Linked DNA regions of Homo sapiens: region 1 is linked to region 2. A link is a contact called in ENCODE Hi-C data. All regions are on one chromosome and are shown on one strand. The core of a region is the stretch at or near the end of the contact, and the rest is flanking DNA. Distances in the headings are between cores, read along the strand shown.

The links. A loop is a pair of places that touch in the nucleus more often than their neighbours do. Pooled maps may share reads with other maps.
Region 1: a loop to region 2 is called in a map of endothelial cell of umbilical vein, with 8 times the contacts of the local background. The contact joins the enhancer-like site here to the promoter of MRPL3 in region 2. A Hi-C loop is called at or near these places in 1 of 168 maps with a recorded cell type or tissue (endothelial cell of umbilical vein) and 1 of 50 pooled maps.

Annotation. Positions count from the first base shown.
Region 1 is chr3:131,401,518-131,407,142 of GRCh38, forward strand. It overlaps LOC107986025 (a long non-coding RNA gene), which reads right to left. Exons shown (of 3, transcript XR_001740496.3): 2 at 4,031-4,217; 3 at 256-3,350. Among named protein-coding and RNA genes, the nearest start is that of NUDT16, 23 kb to the left of the region's middle. Within about 2 kb of position 1,359, at least 6 of the 41 ENCODE cell types and tissues checked have a DNase peak (open chromatin) inside an H3K27ac peak, as active enhancers do; they include endothelial cell of umbilical vein, where a contact is called at or near this core.
Region 2 is chr3:131,501,721-131,506,873 of GRCh38, forward strand. MRPL3 (mitochondrial ribosomal protein L3) reads right to left here and starts at 1,251. Exons shown (of 10, transcript NM_007208.4): 1 at 1,010-1,251. The coding sequence starts at 1,101. LOC105374114 (a long non-coding RNA gene) reads left to right here and starts at 879. Exons shown (of 3, transcript NR_189111.1): 1 at 879-984. RefSeq lists enhancers at 887-1,573, 1,080-1,149.

The DNA of each region.
Region 1 (5,625 bases), core at 109-2,608, 100 kb before region 2:
CAGGTAAATGTGTATATGTATGTGTAGGGGTGGAATATGGGAAAAATGCTAACAAGCAACAGAATGCAAATGCTTGGAGGCAGACCCAAGAATCGAAAGAAATTGAGATGTCTGGGTCTCCTATTTGAGAGTTTGGGTATGGAAAGGATGTATTGAGTAGGGACCAGATCATGCAAGCTTTCCAAGCCACATTCTAAAGACTGAATTTTATCCTAAGATAATTGGGAAACCATTGAAGAGTGTTAAATAGGGTGATATTGTTAGATTTGCATTTTATTTTGTGAGTAAGTGGTTAGTTTTCTTTTTAACAGCTTCATTGTGGTATACTTTGCATAAAATAAACTGCACATATTTAAAGTGTACAATTTGATAAATGTTCACATATGTATATACCTCTGAAACATTCTTTTCCTGCTTCAGATTGCTAATACATTCTCACTTTAAGTTATATTTGTTGTTTATTTAAGCTCTTGCTCTATAAGTTCCAGTCAACGTTTGTTGTCTTTAGGAGACAGTTATATTACCCTGGGAAATCATGTTTCTGTTTTAATCTACCCTGCCTGGTAATGTGTTTTAAGCAGGAGCTGAATCCCTCCATGTGAGTTTAAGAACAGAGAAGGAATAAACCCCAGAGCTGGATGCTCCAGATACCACAGAATTCGATAGGCTACTATTTTTGGTACCACTCTGCCGGGCAACTCCTGTGGGCAATAGTCACCTAGATTAAAATCTGCCATCCCAGGGAGTTTGATGTGGAAGAGGTGGATGAGTGGATGTTAAATATCAGCTGGCCAGTCCTGTTTTCATCAACCCTCATCCCAACAGGGTTTTTGCAGTACATTTATGCACCCTGACAACACTAGCAGCCTGCGTTGATGCTGCCAGTTTCAATTGCAAAGGGACCAGCAAGGATTCATTTAAAGCCAGGCAGTGAAGAGGAAAAGGCAGAACCCAAAGGCTTTCCTCCACTATCCCCTCTGCCTGCTGCACATGCCCAGCTGTCTGCCCCAGCCTGCCACCGCTCATTCCTCACACTCCTACGCTAGACAGCCTTCTGTCTCTCCAGGGCATTCTCACCCTTTTGGGTGTCACTGATAATTTCCTCAGAGCTTTGATTGCATCTGCTTCTGGAGCTATCTGCAGTAAATTTAGGGGAAGGGAACCAGCAGCCCATTCTCGTATACCACCTTAACAGAAAGAGGAAGAGGCCTGAACATGTTCCTTATAGACACAATGCACCTCTGAGTCTACTTCCCCCATAAGAGTGGTAGGGAAGGCCGCCCACGGAGGCCTAGTCAAGAACCAGCACTTCTTACAGGAGAAGAAAAGATATTAAATGCTAGCCTTCCATTTTCCTCTCAAAGTAAACCTAAGTTAAATCTTTAAGGTAATGACTCAGAAACTCTGAAAAGCGTTTAATAATAGCTCTTGATGATTCATATGAATATTTTACTCTAAAGATGCTTATCTTGGAGGAATGTTGGTGTGAAACTTTCAATCCTAGGAAGTATGAGTACTTATTGTTTTGTGAAGTGATTATGATAATAGTAATTAATAACTGTGTTTCTCTATGCACTGCCAAAGAATTGGGCATTGCAAAAACACTCTAGAATAAAGTGATAAATAGATGGAGTAGCTAAAGACATTAATTAAGCTGCTTAAAATAAAGTACTGTTTCGTTCCTTTTTAACCCCAGTGTCTACAAACTTTACAAAAGAATCATTGAACTAATTGCTTGGGTAAATCCCAAGATTATAATTTGCAGAATTCTATTATTAGATAAAAATAAAACTCCAAGATTCTAAAATGCATTTGATATCAATGCTTAAGTTTGAGGCCAAACCTCTTCTAAATGATAGAGGGTTCTTCACCTGGCAATCTCGGCCTGGCCTGCTGCCAAGTGGCTGTGTGACCTAGGCCAAGTCACTTATCTCTCTGGGCCTCAGCTTCCTCATCCATTTCAGTTCACTGAAACAGACCTCTGGGCTAGTCCGCCATTCTCTTCACTGTCATGAAACCTATCCTTTCTGATATATTGCATGCTTTAGCAGACCCATCCCTGGAAAACTGTATGTAAAGACTGCTTTGGTATATCAAACTTAATTTTTCCCATGGGCTTAGGCCAGAGTTTTCTGAGGAGTGCCTCACACACTGGTGAACCACGAAAGTGACAGATGGCAGCATCATTGGTGCCCTCAGTTTTCAGGGTGGTTAGGCTGGAGTCCCCAGGACAACTCAGGATCTGAAGTAACCTCAGATACAAATACAATTTTTATGAGTGCTTGGATGTGAACATTTTTGGAAAGCCCTGTCTTCAGTTTATGAAGTAAGAGAAACACCCCCCACAGGAAGAGAAATTAAGAAGTCACAGAATGATACTTAAGATTTCAGCAAAACTTAAACAAACATGTGCAAACAAGCAGTACATTTAAATAAAAACTTTCAGATGAAATAGGGATAATCCTAAATATATGCTATAGTAATTCAGAAGAAAAGCCTATAAGAACCCTAGTAACTTTCATGGCAGATGTGGGAGAACTAGACAGGAGTTTTTCCCACTTATCTCTGAGTATGGCTGACATGAAAAAAGCTATCATGTTCCAAAAAACTTTTATAGAAACAAAGTCTACCTTTTTTTGTCCCTTTTATCACCTCATGGCACCTCTTTCTCTCCCTTTTAAAAATAGTCTGGTCCATTTCAGAGCACACAAGATGACTGGCTTTGGGTCTGGAGAGAGAAGGTCTTCTCTCAAATCCAATAACCAACAGTATAATACTGACAAGTTACTTTAAAGGAAGAAATAAAAATTCCTATAAAAATGTTTACCTTGTCCATTTCTAAATACAAATTTTGGGGTGACTTAAGATAAAAATAATAATTTTTTCAGCGTAATTATGGGATCTTCTTTTTCTTTGTTTCAAGTCATGCCAACCACAGAGATGATCTGAGAATGTGACATTTCACAGCATCAACATCCAGAGAGTTCATCTGATTCAACACTTTGATTTCAGATACAAAAACAAGGTTTCAGAGAGCTAGTTACCCCTAAAATGTATTTAATGAGTCCAGAATCCAGGTCTACTTAAAAATTTTACATTAGTTTCCCTTTCTCCCCAGCCTTTCCCTAGTTTAAATGGCATTTATTGTATATTTTAAAAATCTTTTGTTTTTGGCTGCCCAGCACATGAAGTTCATTTTTATTTGCAGGGAGCTCCCAACTTTTGGTCACCTTCCCAACAGAAGCTGAAAGTGTTAGAAGAGGGCTTGCTTACCTAGACTCCCTTGCAGCTAGGGCACAGACATGTGATCTATGCTCTGCCAATCTGATGCACCAGCAAAGACTTTTACTCTGGAATAGAAGGGAAGCAATTACTCTCAGACAACATTAGCACAGCGGCTTCCTCACCAGAACCAGTAATGAGATATCATTTGGGATCTGCCCTTTGGCCTTGAACTTGATCCTCCAGACACATCAACATTTTTGTGAGTCACAAGTATCTATTCAGTAAATTCTTTAGCCAGAATCTTCTATTCCTTGCAACTAAGACCCTTGACAAGTACAACCAATAATATTTCTATTTGTAAATCTTATCAAACACTTGCCATGTGCTAGGTATTGTTCTAAGCACTTACAAGTATACATTCATTTAATCCTCATGATAACTCCATGACATAGGTATCATGATTATGTCCGTTTTACTGGTGAGAAAACTGAGGCACAGTGAGGGAAATAATTTCAGATTAAGAAATGTTCTCAAAATTTTAAGCAATGACGAAGGAGGTCTAGGATTTGAACCAGGCTGTTTGGATCTAACTCTGAGCTCTTAATCACTACACATACTACTTCTCCCTAATTTTTTCTGATTACATAATTAGTAACTATAGAAATATTTAAACACTATAGAAGAGTAGAAGGAAGAAAATACAAATAAACCACACTCTATTGCTTATAGAAAACTATTGTCTACAATAGTTAAACTATTTAAGTTTAGCCAGTACAGTACAATTTACTTTCTTGGTCACACTAACCATATTCCAAGTGCTCAGCAGCTCAGGAGGCTCACGGCTACTGTTTTGGACAGTGCAGATGTAGCACATTTCTGTCATCTTAGAAAGTGTTAGTGGATGATGCTGGAGAGCCTGCTGGCATTCTCTCTTCATAGCCCTCTGTGGCTATGTACAGACACACACATAATTTTACATAAATGGTAAAAAGCTGTAGATAAAAGAAAATAAAGAAGAGCCCCACAATTAAAAACAGCTTTTAAAATATTTTTTCTCTTCCTTTGGCCTTTCCCCCTCTTCTCTCTAATAAACCAAGAGTGCATGACCCCTTCGATTCATAAAAGTTTTTCTCTAGGCTCTTACAACCATACAAAGTCACATATTCACATGCATAAGGCCTTGTTGTTGTTGATAAACACTTTTAGCCCACCTTCTTTTTTCACTTAATAAAACATTATGAAAATCATTCTAAGTTGGTCGGTACAAATCTAATTATCAGTGGCTGTGTGGAATTCCACGGTTCAGACATATGACAATATTTCCAATCTTCCCTTATTGATGTGCTTCTTTTCATTTTTTCTATCACAAGCAATGCCCAATAAACATTACTGGCCATAGATCCTTATAAACTAAAACTTCTATTTCTACAGGATTGATTCCCAGGAGTAGGATTGTTGGATTAAAAGGAATGCTTACATTTAATTTTAATAGCTATTGCCAAATTCTATCGAAGGGCTAGAATGATCTCCATGTCCTCCAGCAATGCATGAGTCTACTGTAATCTGCCCTCTCTTTTCCTCTTCTGTCTCCCCCTACTCCAGACACCCCCATCCTGGCCAGCACTGCATGCTATCACATCTTTTAATGACTCTCAGAATTATTAATGAATGTAACATCTGTGAACATTAGCATACCAAGGGTGGAACCGTGGGAGTAGCTGCCCAAGGTATAAACAATAAAACGTCACACTGTATGTAGAGGATACAAAAACAGTAATAAAACTGACTAAAAGTTGGTTTGCTTTTTATTATCACCAGACATTGGCCATGCTAAACAGTGTTATTGGTAACATATCCCTCCCCTCAAAAATCTTTCATTGGCCTAACTTCTAGGCAATTTCTGTGGTTACTGTTGAGTCTTAAGAATAGATAGAATACATATGTAAAGCTTCAAATCCCTGTTATGTACTTGGCCTCAAACATCCATGGACTCAGCTACACATGTTTGTTTCAAGAGTAAATTTATGAGGTTCTCAAAAATTCTCCCTAATTTCAGGTGTGGTTTACGTATGCAGCCATTGTGGTACCACACATTTTTGTGCTTAAACAGGAGATTTAAAATAAACCATGATAGCTGAACGCAATTTTTCTTTTTTGAGATTAAAAAAACCACAAAAATATTTCCAAACAGTTAGAATCAGTTTTGAATAATGTACTCTGAAGATACATTAGCACCAGGCTTTAAAATTGTTCCTTGAAGTTTGGTGCACAGAAATTGTGGAGAAGCCCACGAACAACGCAATAACCATGAAAAATAAGGAAATAAATAATTCCATAGAAAAACATAATCAAATGTTGAAGAAGAGTGCCAGGAAAAATGATAAAATGTGCTGGTCTTAC
Region 2 (5,153 bases), core at 1-2,500:
AAAAGAAAAAATAAATAAAACCAAACCACAATTTAAAAACTTCCTCCACTTAATATAGAAAAGGGAAGTCACAAATTGGAAAGTGTAGTCAGGGCCTTGGGAAAGGGCTTGGATTCTGTATACCTTTTTTTCAGGTCTCCAACCTTTTCCTCACTCCCCACATTCCTTCGGATAAGGCTCACATTTAAACTGTTAGTCGTTACCCTGGAGAAAAAAATTCATCTTCTCCTCGCAGATAAACATATTCCCCAAAAAACAGTCCTACCTATAGACATGAAAAGCCACTAACCCATTTGGAAGTGTACCTTAATAGTTTTACATTCAGTGGAGGTGGCAGAAGGTGGCATGTTGATCTTTGTCTAACAAGCTCACCTCCTCCCTGCAATGACATGGCCTAGGTTCAGAGAAGTGAAGAAACTGGGTGTGCAAAGTTAAAAGATCCACAAAAGGCATGACCTCTGAACAGGTGAACATACCAAGAAAGACCTTAGTGGGCGGAGGTCAGGAAGAAGGGGTGTAATTCTTGCATGGAGGGTCAGAACAGAAGTAAAGCTTTCTGCAGTCTACTCTCCTTTTGTAGTCAGATAAATTCAGGCTAGATTCCTAATTTTCCACTTATTAGTTGAGTGACTTTGGGCAAATTAACTCACCTCCCTAACCTTCAGTTTTATCTGTAAACCTTATGATAGCAGTTTGCTCCCGTGAGGCTACATAAGGCACCTAATACACTTAGCAGAGCGCTTAGTACCTGGCAAACGCTCACTAATTGTAAGATATGATTGCTGTTAATAGCGTTCGCTGCTAGTGGCTGGCTCATAAGCGTTTTTTAAAAATCACCACTTCAATCCCCTTAGAACGTGCTTCCTTAGGTTAACGGCCCTTATTCTTCTGTGTCCCACGTCTCAACAGAGCCCCTTCCTCCTCCACCCAGGGGAGGCCCAACTGCACCAGGCCATTCCACTGCTTCAGGACGCAACTGTGCAGGTAGGACACCCTCACACCTTCCTACCTGTTCCCCGGGCCCAGGGCAGCACCCAGGCCGTCCCCGAGTCGACCCAGCACCTGGGCGCCGACCTGCGTCAGCAGCCTCCAACCCGGCATGGATTAGCCCGGGAAGACTCGACTCACGACTTCCGGGCGCCCTGCCGCTCTGCTTTCAGGGAGTCCCCACGCCACCGCCACGTGGACGCAGTAGCCGTGGGGAAGTTTTCGCAATGGCCGCCGGAACGGTCGCCGGCCGATGCTCTCTGCGACGGAAAGAAAGCCGCCGGACCCACTTCCGGTGCGTTTTACAATGAACTCCGGGCACTCGAGTCGCTCCCCGGAAACTATAGTTCTGCTTCCACCGTTGTCCTACTTTGGATGTGAGTTGGAGTAGGTAGGGGTGGGAAGGGACTGACTCGCCTCTCCAGGGGTAAAATAAAAGGGATGTTCAGAGTTTAAACTTTAGAAGAATAAGGACAGACTTCCTGAGGACGCTAAGGAAAATGAAGACACTTCTAAATAGTGCCCGTTGTGAGGCAATGCATTATGCTAAGCAGCGCTTCATAATCCTATATTTGTTAATCATAAAAAACGGTCCTGAAAGGAAGTATTTATTTTTCTATTATAAATGAGGAAACTGACTCAGAATTTAGGTGCTGGTCCAAAACAACACATCTGGCAGAGGAGCAGAGTTGGCACTGAAACAGGGTTGGCATGTGTTATCAATAGACTACACCCATAGAAATGATGTATGCCTTCTAGGGCTGGATCATAAAACATATTGTTACTTCAGTTTTTGTCTCTTGGATTGCTCCCTGTGGAGAAAGCTAGCCTTCATTTCCTGCAGACACTCAAACAGCTCTGCAGGGAGGAACATATAAAGAGGAATCAACTAGCCAGTCATGACTGAGCCACCTAGGAAGTGGATCCACCAGTCCTCGGCTGCAACTCATGGAGACGTTAAGCCTGAATCTCCCAGCCAGGCCGCTCATGAATTACTGACTAGGAGAAATTGCCAGAGAAAATAAATGATTACCGTTTTTTTGAGTCATTAAGCTTTAGGGTAATTTGTTATGCAATAATAGATAGCTAATACACCTGCACAAAAAATCCCCTGTCTTGGGTTCCAGATCTAGCCTAATAACCATGTATGTGACTAGGACATTTATTCTTCTACTAATTCCCTTATTTGTCAGATTACTGTTTGTAGAAATTTGGAAATAAGAACTTTAAAGTGTAGCTATTTCAACCTTCTCTTTTTACTAGAGATCTGGCTATCTTGGTTTAACAGGTCCAGACAATGGTCAATTCCTGGCCATTACTTGGACTTTAGTGGGCTAAAAAATCTTTGCTTTGCTTGTCCATTCATTCCACTCATTGCTGTTGCAGTTACCTTAGACACTTTTCAATAATACTTTGGACCTTGAAGGAAAAACTACATCTCTTCATTCTAGCCATGCTGCCTGGCTTCCCAGATACTTAAGGATGGCTCTTCATTGAACAAACATGTTTTGAGGTGTGCTACATGCAAGAAGTTGAGAATAAGAAGATTTCTGTACTACTGCCAATAACTAACATTTCTTATCCATATAGTGTGCTAGAGTATGTGCTCAGCATTGTGGAAGCCCATAAGCCAAGGCTACTAGAAGAAAACGTGAACTCATACAAAGTCAAGTTTAATTAGCTTGATGCAGCAAAAGACAGCATATGTCTGAGGATGTTTCCAAAAGAGTGACCTGGGAGGGGCTTGAAATGAAATTTGGACTTAAGGCTGAGTGATTTTAAAGTGGCATCAGAGAAGCAGGAACTTGTTTTAGAATGGGTGCTGTCAAGAAGAAAGGACAGTTCAGCAATTGGATATCTTGATAGTCTTTGTTCTAGAGACAGGAAGAACAGAGAGGAAGTGGGCATGATGTTCATAAGAAAGCAGGAATCACTCAGAATAAGGAACTGTTAGTCATTTTGCTGCAGTGGTGTGGCCTACAGTACGGTCTGTAAGAAATATTGTAATGATGGGCTGGGCGTGGTGGCTCAGCACTTTGGGATGCCAAGGCGGGTGGATCACGAGGTCAGGAGATTGAGACCATCCTGGCTGACATGGTGAAACCCCTTCTCTACTAAAAATACAAAAAAAAATTAGCCGGGCGTAGTGGCGGGTGCCTGTAGTCCCAGCTACTCAGGAGGCTGAGGCAGGAGAATGGTGTGAACCTGGGAGGCGCAGCTTGCAGTGAGCGAGATTGAGCCACTGCACTCCAGCCTGGGTGACAGAGCAAGACTCCGTCTCAAAAAAAAAAAAAAGAAATATTGTATTGATGTTCTGCTATAAACACTGCAGTCCAGTTACTAATAGTATTCATTTTTACTCTCTCAGTGTATTTTCTCACTTGATTGTTATGACAATCTGCTGTGACAATAGTATAATTATCTGGATCTTACAGTTAAGAAAATAGGCATACAGAGATTACATAACTTAAATAAAATCACCCAGCTATTAACTGGTAGAGCCAAAGACTGTGACCATAGATAGAGCTTATGCTTTTAGACATTTTGTTTCTTTGGCTCTCTATGACAAATATGTCACTACTCTTGCCTTGGAATTTCTTTAAGGCTAAAGAGGAAAATCGGTAAGTAATCACACGCAGTGGTCAGTGAGGATTGAAGAGGTAGCCATTTGGTCTAACCTTTTCCCATAGTACCAAATATCTCCTAGTCCATAAGGAGGACCTTGACAGCAGGCACCACCGCTGAACTGAATCAAAGTAAAACATGGTTTGTCTGCTGTCGTAAAAAATGTGTCTCCTGATTGCCAGCCAGGGCTGAGTGGTGTCATACTTGATTTAGTCACTGTAATATGCTGCTGACAGCTACTAGGCCCAGTTGTCAAGGGACCCAGCCTAGGCTTTTCTAGGGCAGTCAGGCACTGACCTAGAGCTTCCTGTTATTTCTGATGTCATCCTTCAGACACTGCCTTAGACCCTGAAACTGTAATGCCATTTTGCCTCTCTAAGATTTCAATTCCTTATTGGAACGAAGATAACTTGCACTTTCTCTTTTTAGTGGTACAGTTCTATAACTCTTACTCCGCTAATTCAGACCAACAGATGATCTCATAAACCTTCTCTTATTAAATAAAACATTAGGAATAGATTCATTTTTGAATTACTAAAGCCATGTTCAATACAAGAGAATCATCATAGAAGGAGCAGATTTCAAAGCAAGAGTTCACTGGAAATAATCTTTTATATGTGTTCCTGCCATTAGGCTCTACCATTAGCTCTTATAATGTTTGTGATATATCCTGTATAGTTGGATTATTGCAAGATGGTAAATTTTGTGTTGGGTAATTTCCACTTTAGTATTCATTTATGCTGTCTCTTAGTTTATAACATACCTTATATTTGAAATTAGAAATCTTTTAAACAATGAGTTTGGATTTACTAAGTTATCCTTTTTTTTCTCCATTTTTCTCAAGTTGTGAGAATCTAGCATATTTTAAAATCAGTAAAGATGTTATGAAAGTGAGTCAAGCATTCAATGGGGATATAGATAAAATAAACTTTAAGAGATTTTTGAACTTTAAGATTTCATTGCTGGCTGAAATAGAAAATTTGAAAGGCTGTATTGCAAAATCCACAGATACTCATTCAGTAAGAGAATGAATTCTGCTTCAATGTCCTTCAGTAAGGCCAAATCACAATTTGTAACTTTAATATATTGCTTTTAAAACATAATTTTTATTTGTAAATTCCCAAGTAAGCCCACAGACTTTAGGGTTCCAAGAGATGATCAGAATTAAAATTCATTTGGCTTGAAGAAAGCCTTAAAAAAATAGAAAAAAGCAGTATGGCCATGTAGTAATCTGGGTTTAAGGTTTCAAAACTTAATGTAATTATACCAATGTCCATTTTTTAAAGTTCTTTGATTACTTAGAAAAAATATTAGCAACAGACAATGTAGCATCACATGCCAGGGAACCAATGCTTTTCAAAAGGACATCTCTTCCTCCCTGGTCTTCCTCCCAATGCCAGTGTAGTTTTGATGGCCAGAGTATAGCTCCAAACCAGTGGATACTCTAGCCACCTAGAATCATAATCAGGATTACCCCTCTGAGCCTTACAGATACAGAATCTGGAGAAATTCTAAAGACTGAGTTCATTTAGGATTTTGAT